Linked DNA regions of Homo sapiens: region 1 is linked to region 2. Evidence: chromatin contacts called from ENCODE Hi-C or POLR2A ChIA-PET data. All regions are on one chromosome and are shown on one strand. The core of a region is the stretch at or near the end of the contact, and the rest is flanking DNA. Distances in the headings are between cores, read along the strand shown.

Region 1 (5,648 bases), core at 1,902-4,401, 530 kb before region 2:
GGCCCTGTGGGGAAAGGCTGCTGGGGGAGGGGCTGGGGGTGACACCTACTTGATAAACTGGCCCAGGTCTTCACACAGGGTCTCACAGCCTGGCCACTTGCACTCTCCGTGTCCGTACAGGGGGTGGGAGCCGGGGGTCTCCTCGTGGGAAGAGCTGGGAGGACAGCAGGGAGGTGGCCGATCAGGGACCCTGAAGACCCCAGCGGCCCTGTAGTCAGCTGAGCACCAGCTCCCCTGCTGGTGACATTTCTGCCCCAATACAGGTTTCCCAGCGGCCAAGCACCATCTGTACACCCCGGGAGAGGGAGTGGAGAGGGAGTGAACCTCCGGTCCGTGGGCTCCACCCCCTCCCTCACAGTCAGCCCTCATGGGTGGGGGGCCAGGTCTACCCCCAGGCAGGCCTTTGATGCCCCTCCCAGCCTGGACCCCTGTACCTGTCTCTCCGAGATGTGAGCACAGTAGGCTGTCCGTTGGGCAGGGTATGGTGGGAGAGGGGGGGTGAGACCTTGGGGGGAGCGGCAAACGAGGTAGCGGTGGCGGCCGTGCCAGTGAGGTCCAGCCCCTCCTGCTTGACGCTGTCCTCGGCAGGCTGCCCGGGGGCACCCTCGCCCTTCCACAGCTGGGGCAGGTCTGTTGGGCAAACAGCTGCTGTGGGAGAGACAGGGGAGGCTGGCAGGGCCCCACGAACACTCGGCTTTCTACCTGGCCCCAAGAACAGGGGCTGCCAGCTGTTGCGTACAGGCAGGGCTGTGGGGTTGGGGCTGGGAGGGGAGGAGTGGCGGGTGCTCACCTTGCGGAAGGGTCTGGAGGGGCCCCGAGGCTTGGTTGGGCTGCAGGCTGACCAGCCCCTGCCTCTGCAGGTTGAGCAGGTGCTGCTGCTGCAACTGTTGCATTTGCAGGAGCTGCTGCTGGAAGGCCAGCTGCTTGTTCCCCAGTGCCTGGTGAGGGGCCCGAGGGGGCGGGCAGAGAGGGGTGCCATCAGCTTCAGGCATGCCATCTGGCCCCCACCCCGCGGCCACCCCCTCCCAGGGCCTGTCAGCCCCTGGAGCTGTCGTTGTGGCGTCTGCAGCTGCAGTGTCTCTGCTCCCGGCCCAGCTTCCATAAGGCTGCATGCCTCCTCGCAGTAAACACACGCATGCACGCACGCACGCACGCGCGCAAACACACACAGCCAGACCCAGACACGCAGCACGACGCCCTCCCTCCTCCCGCCTCCCTCCTTCCGCTGCTTCAGCTCCCTGCACCGCAGCTGTGCACGCCTGGGGGTGCCTCATCACAATGATCGATGAGCCTGTCAGATTCTGGGGGCCACTCCTGCCTGGAGGGCACCCTTCCCACATGCCCGGGGTGCCCCCTTCTGCTCTGGGGAGGGAGTTTTCTCTCCCCCAGCTCTTTTCCTCTCTTGCTTTTTAGATACAGAGAATCAAGGAGTCTGACGGGACTCACTGGGACCCAGGCTCGGAGAACAGTCACATCACCACTGCCCAGGCGCCCTGTACTCGTTGGCTCACCCACTCTACCTACCCCCACCCATTCAGTTCTTCACACAGGCACTGACAAGTCAGGCTGTCAGCAAGTCTCTCTTGAGCCCCATGAGCCAAGCATGTCCTGGGTGGGTTGAGAGGCAGAGATGTCTCTGCCTGCCTGCTGGGGGTGGGAAGCATGGGGTAGGGTGGGGGCTGGCTATTCAATAGAGAGACACAGGATAAACTTAGCCTAGAGATTTACCTGCTGATAACACAGCAATTACAAGACTGCTGAGGGGGAGACTGGGGGTGCTGGAGAATTCCTGGGTGTCAGGGCAGCCTTCTGGGAAGAGGAAACTTAGAGCTTGGGGCTGCGGTTGGGCAGCAGGAGAGATGCACAGGTCTGGGACCCAGGGGAGAAGGGCCTCCAGGGCCTGGTATAGAAGCTCCGATGGGGTAGGGGATGTAGGCTGGGGAGCTCTGAGAGGAGACCGAGGGGTGGCTGGGCAAGTCATAAGAAGAAGGGGAAGAAGCTGGGGGCAGGCTGAGGTAAGGGGAGGTGGTTTGCTGAGGGACTCAGAGATTCGCAGGACAAGGAGGGGAGGGCTGAGGTGCTGGGTCACAAAGAGACAAGGGGGCAGGAAGATGGTGCGACCACAAGGCACATGAGCGTGGCCCGGCAGACACCACACACGGGGGTGACACGTACACACCTGTCTACACCCATGTGCACAGAGACAACAACACGAGGCAAGGAGAGAAAGAATGAATGGGGATGAGGGGAGATGGAGACACGTAAGAACCACCATCCCCATTTCCCCCACACTGATCCTTGGTCCCCTTCCTCAGCCTTTTCTAGATTTTTCTACTATTCCTGCAAGGCAATTCCCTCCTGACCAGCTCTGGACACCCAGCTCTGGGCAGGGGGTGAGGGCGGTGGTGGGCCCTGGTACAGCCCCTTACCTCTTTGGGCTGCGGTTTCCCAGCCTGCTGCTGGGTGAGGAGCTGCAGGTGGAGCTGCTCCTGCTGCTTCTTGTAGTACTCCTGTAGCTGGGGGGGTGGAGGAGGGTTACCACTGGCAGGGTACTGCTATCCCCACAACCCCAGCCCTGTCCCATCTGGGCTCCTGGGGGCAGGAGAAGGGAGTTTCCCTAAAACATGGTCTGGCTTTCCCCAGTCAGCCTGGAGGGGCCCTGAGCAGGGTCTGGGTGCGGAGGGAGGGAGCAAGGGATGGAGGAGTTTCATTCCCACAGCTCTGAACCCTCCCTGCTTTTGGTGGATCTCCTGAGCAGGTCACAGGGGACAACGTGCCAGAATGTTCCAGTACTTTGCCCTTCCCTGTTCAGGAGATAGAAGTGGGGCCAGCATGCAGGGAGGGAGGACCGGGGAGTATTGTGGGGGCAGGGCCACCATAAGAGATGCCTGACCTTTGACCTCTCCCCACTACCCTAGAGGAATGCAGATCAGTCTGGCCTGAGCAGTCTCTCTGGTTTCTGGGACAGCTTGGGCCCTTGGTGAGGTGTAAACAGGGTGGGAGGAGCCAGGCCAGGCAGAGGAGGAGGGACCAGCTGCCCTGGGGCCAGACTCACCTGCTGGAGCATGAGGGCTTGCTGCTGCTGGAGCAAGGCCTGCAGCTGCGGGGGCGACAGGATCTGCTGCATCTGTTGCGGGGTAAGCATCTGCGGCGACATCATGGCCACCGACACAGGCACCTGCAGGATTCGGCCCGTTAGCCCTGTCCCCTGGACCCCAACCCAGGAGGAGGCACCACCCAGGGCCCCACTCTCAGCGTGGCAGAGTGGCTCCCAGGGAGGCTGCCTGGGTTCCAATTCTGGCTCTGCTGCCTGCTGGCTGTCTCTCTCTTTGGACAGTGACTTACCTTCCTGTTGTCTGTTTTCTTTATCTCTAAAACGAAAACAGTGATAGTACCTACCTATTAAGGTCACCATAAGGACTAATCAGTGAATACTTAAAACAAGGCCTGGCACACAGCAAGTGCACATAAGGGTTGGCTATTATCATAGGACGGGCTGTCCTTAGAGCAGGAAGATTAGGCTGTAGTGACACTGGTCAGTAGAACCCATGCTTTGGCTGGTTCCCCCCAGTAATGGGGAGGGACAGCATACCAGGCCACCCATAGTCTCACGCAGTCTATTTTGAGACCACTTCCTGCAAGGTAGGCCTGGCTGGGAGGGCAGTCTACAGCATGGGAAGGATTCAAAACGTGGCCCACCTTGCACGAGGACCTGCACTTTGTCTCCTCTCACACACCCCGGCACACCTGCCTGGACGGCACACACAGTGGCCAGAGGTGAAGCCCACAGAGCGCTCTTGGTGCCATCCTGGTCCTAATGTGTGTGCATGTGTGTAGCTATGTCTAGGGTGGGGTGGGAAGAATGGCAGGCAGGGAGTTAGCAGGGCAGGCTTCCGCTCCTAACTCTGCACTGAGCTGGCTGTGTGACTCTAGCAAGTCACTTGCCCTCTCTTATGTTTCGGTTTCCTCAAACATAAAACATAAGAGACTATGCTGTAAGAGATGATTCCTTCTAGGCTGGAACATTCAGGATTCTCAAAGTAGAACAGCTTTCTACCCCCTGCCCTGGGTCAGGCCTCTATAGAAGGCCCAAAGAATCCAGCTACAGGGAAAAGATTCAGAGAAAAGCAATGACATCATTCTCTTCCCAGCCCCACCTCCCCTGAACCCCCCAGGCTTGTGCAGTCATGGACAGGCAGGTCTCAGCTGCTATTTTGTCTTGTTCCTGTATTAGCAGGACAGGTGCTCTGATGGGGCTGTCTGCCGCCCCCTCCACTCTGTGACCCCATGCATACAGGACTCTTCTCTAATTTCCTCTCTCACTCCCAAGTTGTGGCAGAGTGCCTGGCACATGGTAGGTACACTAAGTGTTAGCCCCCCTGAGCTGAAATGCCTTCCCTGGCACCTCAGAGGCCCCTCTGCCAGCCCGGAAGCAGGAAGGGAAGGTTACAGGGCTAGCCCAGTCAGAGAGGAGTGCTGTGTAGGGACTTGTCCTAGGCTGTGACAGGCTAGGTCCTCAGGGGACCCTCTCCCAAGCCTCAGCCTCACCTGTGGGGTAGGGGAGGAGGAGTTGGATCTCTTTTCAATGCCTGGCAGAGGCAGGACTCAGCCTTGAACCACCCCTTAAGCCATGGATTAGGAAATCCCCAGGCAGAGAAGCAACCAGGGAGGTACAGTGAATCCAAGGACATTGGGGAATCCCATGGCTCCCAACACCTCTCGCTCACCCCATCACTGGCGGCTGTCCCTGCCCCTGGGCTTTACTCCCCTATCCCAGCCCATCTCTATCCACATGGGCCTGGGAGGGGTAACACCTAGCTCTTTAGTCATGGGCATACCATGTGAATGAAGGCTCCAAGAGACCTCTAAGCCAGTGGGGGATATGCCCTTAGGAGTGTTTTTTGTTCTTTGTTGTTGTTGTTGTTTTTTAACCTCATTTTTACCAATGAGGAGACCAGGAAAGTCTGGTGGCCTTAAGTGGCAGGGTTGGGATGTAAGCTGAGGTCTGCATACTCCATAGCTCCCAGGGTTTTCACATCCTATGCTGCCTGCCCCACCGCAGGGCAGGTCTTGGGAAGGGTTAGGGAGAGAATGTGGAGGTGGGACGTCCGGAGGCTGAGGGGGCTGATGAGGCTGAGATCCCAAAGGCTAACTTCCTACTCTACGGTTGTATCCTAGAAGGACTCTCTGAAAGCCAGGCTGCAGGGGTGGATGTGGTGGGCCTGGGGTTGGAGGCAGACAACGGCATAGACCCAACTCCAGAGCCAGCCCCTAAGTCTGTTGTTGGGTGTTCCAGAGGCAGCTGGGGAGGCTGCTCAAAGAAGGTGGGTTTTGCCATCCAAAGACATGGAACAAGTACCACTGTCCTTTCTTTCCTCCTCCCAAGGGGGTGCCCAACAAAGAGAGGCATCTTGGTGCAGGTGAGCTCAGAGCCCTAGATTTCTGGGTCAGGTGACCTTGGTTTTTGTCCCTGATATTTACTAGCCTTGAAATCACCAAGCCTCACTTTCCCGGTCGGCTAACTGGGATTTGGGGCACCTGCCCTCCCTGCATCATTAGCAGACGTTGCTGACTGCTTATTATGTGCCCAGCACGGCACTTGGCTAAGCCCTTTACACGTGTATCTCATGGAATCTTCACGGCAACCC
Region 2 (5,172 bases), core at 1,924-4,423:
CTGAGGCATGAGGATTGCTTGAAGCCAGGAGTTTGAGAGCAGCCTGGGCAACACAGTCAGAACCCATCTCTATAAAAATACAAAGATTAGCTGGGCGTGGTGGCATGCACCTGTAGTCTTAGCTACTTGGGAGGCTGAGGCAGGAAGATCACCTGAGCCCGGGAGGTTGCGACGACAGTGAGCTGTGATTGCACCACTGCACTCCATCCTGGGCAACAGAGCAAGAAGCAAGACCCCATCTCCAAAAAAGAAAAAGGAAATTGATGTATGATACATATGATGCCTTCTCCAGGCCTCAAATTGTATCCTTCAGAGCTCCGTCTTAAGCATTACCAAACCTGATCCCTTTCCCACTGCTCTTCCTCTCACTTTCAGAGGTTTCTGGTTTTCAATGGTGTGCTGATAAGTGTAACACTCATCTCTCTGATAGAAGGAAGAATCCCCAATTTCTAAAGTTTGCTGATTTCCATAAGGTAAGTACTCCCATTACAGAGATTTCAAGCTCCCGAGGTGATATCACTGGATGCAGAGTAGGGAAGAGACTTGTGAACCAACAGGAACTGGCTTCAGCACGCTACGGCAGGCTTAGGCCCTTTTCCAGAACATTCTACCATGTTATTTTGTTAATGTGCTCAGTTCCGCTTTCTATCCTGAATGCCCTATTCAACCAGAATCGCTATGAGCTGGGCATCTCTCCTTCCTACCAGCTACCCTCCTCATGTCGGACTGTTTCCGGAAAAGCTACCTGCTCTTCTGCTAGTTTTTGGCCCAAATATAAGGAGCACTAAAGATCTTCCCTATAGGAGACCAGGCTAGAAAAGCTGCTTTGCTGACCCCCTTGACTCCAGGAGGGAGTCCTGGGGGGAATGCATCTCAAGAGGGAAGGAGAGGAAAGCTATTCCCTCACCCTCTCCCTGCACAGACCCAGCTGCACCTCTGGGCTATTTTAAGCCATCTGTTTACCCAGAGGGGCCCAGGAGACAGCTCTCTACAGCTGTTACTTGTGGCCAGGAAACACTCAGCGCTCTGCTCCCACCTGAACTGTTCACAGAATGCTCAGAACGTTGCCCCTTCTGTGCCCCTTTTTCTGAGCCTTGGGTCCTCACTACCTCCCAGATAGAGATAACGTGGAGCTCTGGGAAACCTGGGATCCAGAATGAATAAGAAACCAGTAGAAAGGATACTTTGCTGGGAGTAAGAAGATGTGCCACCTACCAGTTCTGTGGTTTTGGACATACCATTCAATCTCTCTGAGTCTCAGTTTCCCCCTCTGTAAAGTGGCAATAATATATCTCCCTCTCCTACCTTTGTGCTGAGTGTTGAATGGTCTCATGTTCATGAAACTATGTTGTGATTATAAAGCCCTGGACAAATGTAAGTTATATCAGTGGACTTAACCCTTCAGGATCCATTGCTCTGGGACCCCCAAAGCATGTTCAGCTGAACAAACATAGTCTAATTCTGTTCTTGACCTACCCTCCCTCTGTGTTGGAAAGCCACACAAGAGTGTAGTGTGCACACGCGTGTGTGTATGACTAAGGATAGCGTATACCAGCATGCTTAGGTGTTAGAAAAAGGCTCTCCTTCCATAAGAAAGCCACTGGAATTGAGGACTCTCCTGGCCAGGCTGCCTTAGGCTTTCCCTGTGTCTATATTAATCTGTGCCCAGCTGCTCCCTTAATCCTAGGATGAGGGTGAGATTAGTTGGGTGGGCATGGGCAAATGGAAATTCAGGGGCTACTCTTGCCTCAGGAAATAGGATGCATTTTCCCTTAGGTTCTCTTGAAAATCAGAAAACATCTGAGCTGGAAGGGACCTTACTACTATAGATCTTCATGTTATAAGTGCTAAAACTGTGGCTGACTGGAAAATCACTTGTCAAGCTTGAAATATCAAGTCCAAATTGCCACTCAGGGCTTCCTTTCCCCCTTGAAAGCATCATGCCTCCTTTCTTCCTGAAACTTCTCTTAGTCTCGCACCCACTCTGCCTGTGGTCATTCCTGGAGACCCCATGAAGGGAACGTTTGGTTCAAGGAGGAAATATGGCCTCATAGATTCTCTTTTTATTCTTTGCTCAGGATTTAGAAGGGTCTTCCACTACAGGAATAGAAAGGGAAGAGGAAGAAGACTACTTAGTTTTATTCCTGGAGATGGCATAATCTGGATAAGACAGAGGTACCCTGCACACAGCCCCCTCCTTGCAGTCTGTAGACCCTTTTCTTTGGGTCCCAGTTCCTCCAGGCAATGCCTGAGCATGTTGGAACAGCTCCTGTGTCCATAAGCTCCTGGGCTGCGTTATCTGCATGTAATTTCTCTGTTTCTCTGTGGGACAGCCCCTGAGGAGACTCAAAAGATTTAATAAGAAAAAAGCTGCTTCTGAGTCTTGGGAAAGGATGGATCTATCTTTCCTGTCTTGGGAGCATCTACTCCAGGAAGAAGCTCTAAAGAAAGGGCTAGAGGCCTATGGCTAGCGGAGAGACCCACTCAGGAACAGAGAAGTTGAGGGGAAGGGTTGCTTTGAACGGAGCCACATATAGATGTGCCAGTCTCATCCTCTGTCCTCGCCAAACTCCCTGGGACTAAGCTTCTACCCAGAGAGGCAGGTGGCCATCCCAATACCAGGAGGCCTGAAGGGTGGTTTTATTCTCTGGGCTTTTGCCTCCAAGGAGCTCCTCCTACCTCTCCCTGATTAGAGAGCCCAAGGTGTCACCCTGAGAAGCCAAGAGAATTTGCTGCTGGGTCCCCTACCACCCCTGCCGGGCCCACTGGTGCACTCTCACTGCTGCAGGGTTGTAGCTGTCCCTGACGCCTAATATAACCATCCTGAATTTCCACAGCCTAACCCAAGGCTGCACTCTTCTAGGGAGCAGAACCCTGACCCACATCTGAGGCTTACCCTGTGACAATCTCAAAGGGCGGCAGCTCAATCAGCTCTTTCAGCTTCTCAGGGTCGTCCAGGTTCTCCAGATCCTCCCCATTCTGGGAGGCAGCCTCAGTGGCCACAGCAGCCTCTTCCTTCTGGGCCATGGAGGGGCTGTGGCTCAGGAGTCACTGAGGGAGAGGAGAGAGGCAGGCAGGTCTGGGCCAGGCCCTGGCGGCAGAGTCCCAAGCAGCTGTCAGCAGCTAAATCTGGCTGGGGATGACGGGAAAAGGACCCAGCAGGCCAGGCTTCGTGCTTTCCCCACTTAGCCACAGGCTTTATAGCCAAGGCCTCCTGCCCCTCCCCCAGGCTCTCTCCCTCTATCTTTTTTTAATTGAGTGACAGCGGGTGCTGGGGTGGGGGAATGGAAAATCTGGCCATTAGTATCCCCTATTTATCAGTAGGCAAAGACAGGAACCTGGCAGGTGGGTATGGCTTGGCCTGCTCTCTTCTCCCTCTCCCTCTCAGCTCACCTTATGTTCTCCCCTTTGTTTCCCACCCAAATTCCCTAGCTCCACTGGGGGAGAGTGTGGAAGGGGCCCCAGGGCAGGCATCCTGAGATTTAGGAGGGTGGCCTTCTGAGATTTAAACAGGAGGAGATGTGTGTTGAAAGGGGCTGACTGCAAAAAGACCCAGGCCATTTGCTTTGGGGGAACGTGGGTTCAGGAAAGGAGGGGTCCTGGCAGAGGTGGGATCAAAACTGACAATTTGGGGAGTAAGTGTGTGAGTTATGACTCAAAAGCGGTGGGTGCTGATTTGCCTGTTACAAAGCCATAATGTAATGTCAAATCGATCAGGAGCCTCCCTGAGTAACAATAGCTGCCATTTACTTAGCTCAGAGATTTTGAAACAGGCCAGGCAGTGGGTTTAGGGGTTTAAATGAAATCAGATGCATGCTTGCCACAGCCATGGGAGGCGATGTGTATTATCCCAAGTTACAGGTAAACTGAGTCACAGAAGTGTGCAGAGCCGGGATTAAAATGCAGGCTTTTGTACTTCAGGCCAAATATTCAACCTCCATGCTATGTGCCCTCACAGTCAGTCTTTTATTCTTCTTAACAAATATTTATTGAGTATCTACTCTATGCCAGGTGCTGTTTCAGGTACTGGGAATATGGCAAAAGAACAAAGCAAATGAAAATCCCTGCTGTGATGATTTGTGGAGCTTGAGGAACTGAACAACAAATAAGGTAAGTAAAATACATGGTCTATTTTGTGATGACAAGTGCCAAGGAGAAAAGACAGGAAATGGAAACAGGAAGTGCTAAGAGGTGGGGTTACGTACTTATAGGATGGCCAGGGTGAAGGACTTTGAAAAGGAGACAATTGAAGAAGACGTGAAGAAGGCAAGGGAACTAATCATTTGGTTGTCTAAGAGGAAAGCGTTCCAAGGAAGGGAACAACGTGAGCAAAGGCTCTGAGAAGGGAGCATTCCTGGGGTGTTTGAGGAACTAGCGAGGACATACATCTGGGTGACTGAAGAGTTCTAAGAGATTAAGCCAGAGAGATAACAAGGGTAAAAGGGACTGGGGCCTTATGGGCTGTCATAAGTACCTTGCTTTTTCTCAGACTGAGGTGGGAAGCCATTGTCTCTGAACAGGTGAGACAGGTGGTCTGAGCACTTGGGAAGAGCAGAGGCAGGGGACCAGTGAGAAGCCTACTGAGGCCAGAGAGAGATGATGGGGGCCCATAGAAAAGACCCTGAGCCGGAACAGCAGCAGAGGATGGCTAGATGATTTTTGCAGCTCTCATGATGGGTACTTAGCAGAGGCAAAAGTCTTCGTGTTTGGAGCAGTGCAAACACTCTAGGCCATTCTCAGGGAAGCAGAAGGAAGGGGTCAGGGTCACTTGTAGGTTGAAAATGAGGAACCTAAGAACACTGGGGAACGGATCTGAAAACAGCTCCAAATGGGTTTGGCTGGTGGGGATGAGAGGGTAGGGCACCCTTTGGAGGGTCTGACTAAAGAAGAGGAGTCAAGATGGTTTGGAAGATTTAGGGCTCACTCCTCCAGAGAGTCTGAGCAGCAGAGTGCTCTGTTAGTGTGATGCCCAGCATTTTGGTTTGCCAGTCATGGTTTCTTCCTGTTGTCCAGACATAATTACTAATAGCACCCCTTTACTCCCAAAGGTGTCCCGCTGTGGACAATAAATTATATGGTCCCCTACCTTTTGGATTTACTACTAAAAGGATTATTATTATTTATTTTTTGAGATGGAGTCTCACTCTGTCACCAGACTGGAGTGCAGTGGCA

Evidence for each region. A loop is a pair of places that touch in the nucleus more often than their neighbours do. ChIA-PET counts read pairs that join two places held with the same protein, here RNA polymerase II (POLR2A).
Region 1: a map of HepG2 shows a loop between it and region 2 (3-fold over the local background). The contact joins the enhancer-like site here to the promoter of APOBEC2 in region 2. A Hi-C loop is called at or near these places in 1 of 168 maps with a recorded cell type or tissue (HepG2). POLR2A ChIA-PET finds 5 or more read pairs at or near these places in 1 of 52 experiments (activated naive CD4-positive, alpha-beta T cell).

The regions. Positions count from the first base shown.
Region 1 is chr6:41,582,299-41,587,946 of GRCh38, reverse strand. It overlaps FOXP4 (forkhead box P4), which reads right to left. Exons shown (of 17, transcript NM_001012426.2): 4 at 3,056-3,178; 5 at 2,430-2,516; 6 at 791-938; 7 at 435-648; 8 at 50-154. Among named protein-coding and RNA genes, the nearest start is that of MIR4641, 14 kb to the left of the region's middle. RefSeq lists enhancers at 2,523-3,102, 3,103-3,682, 3,683-4,262. Within about 2 kb of position 3,151, at least 7 of the 41 ENCODE cell types and tissues checked have a DNase peak (open chromatin) inside an H3K27ac peak, as active enhancers do.
Region 2 is chr6:41,051,203-41,056,374 of GRCh38, reverse strand. APOBEC2 (apolipoprotein B mRNA editing enzyme catalytic subunit 2) reads right to left here and starts at 3,173. Exons shown (of 3, transcript NM_006789.4): 1 at 2,897-3,173. The coding sequence starts at 3,027.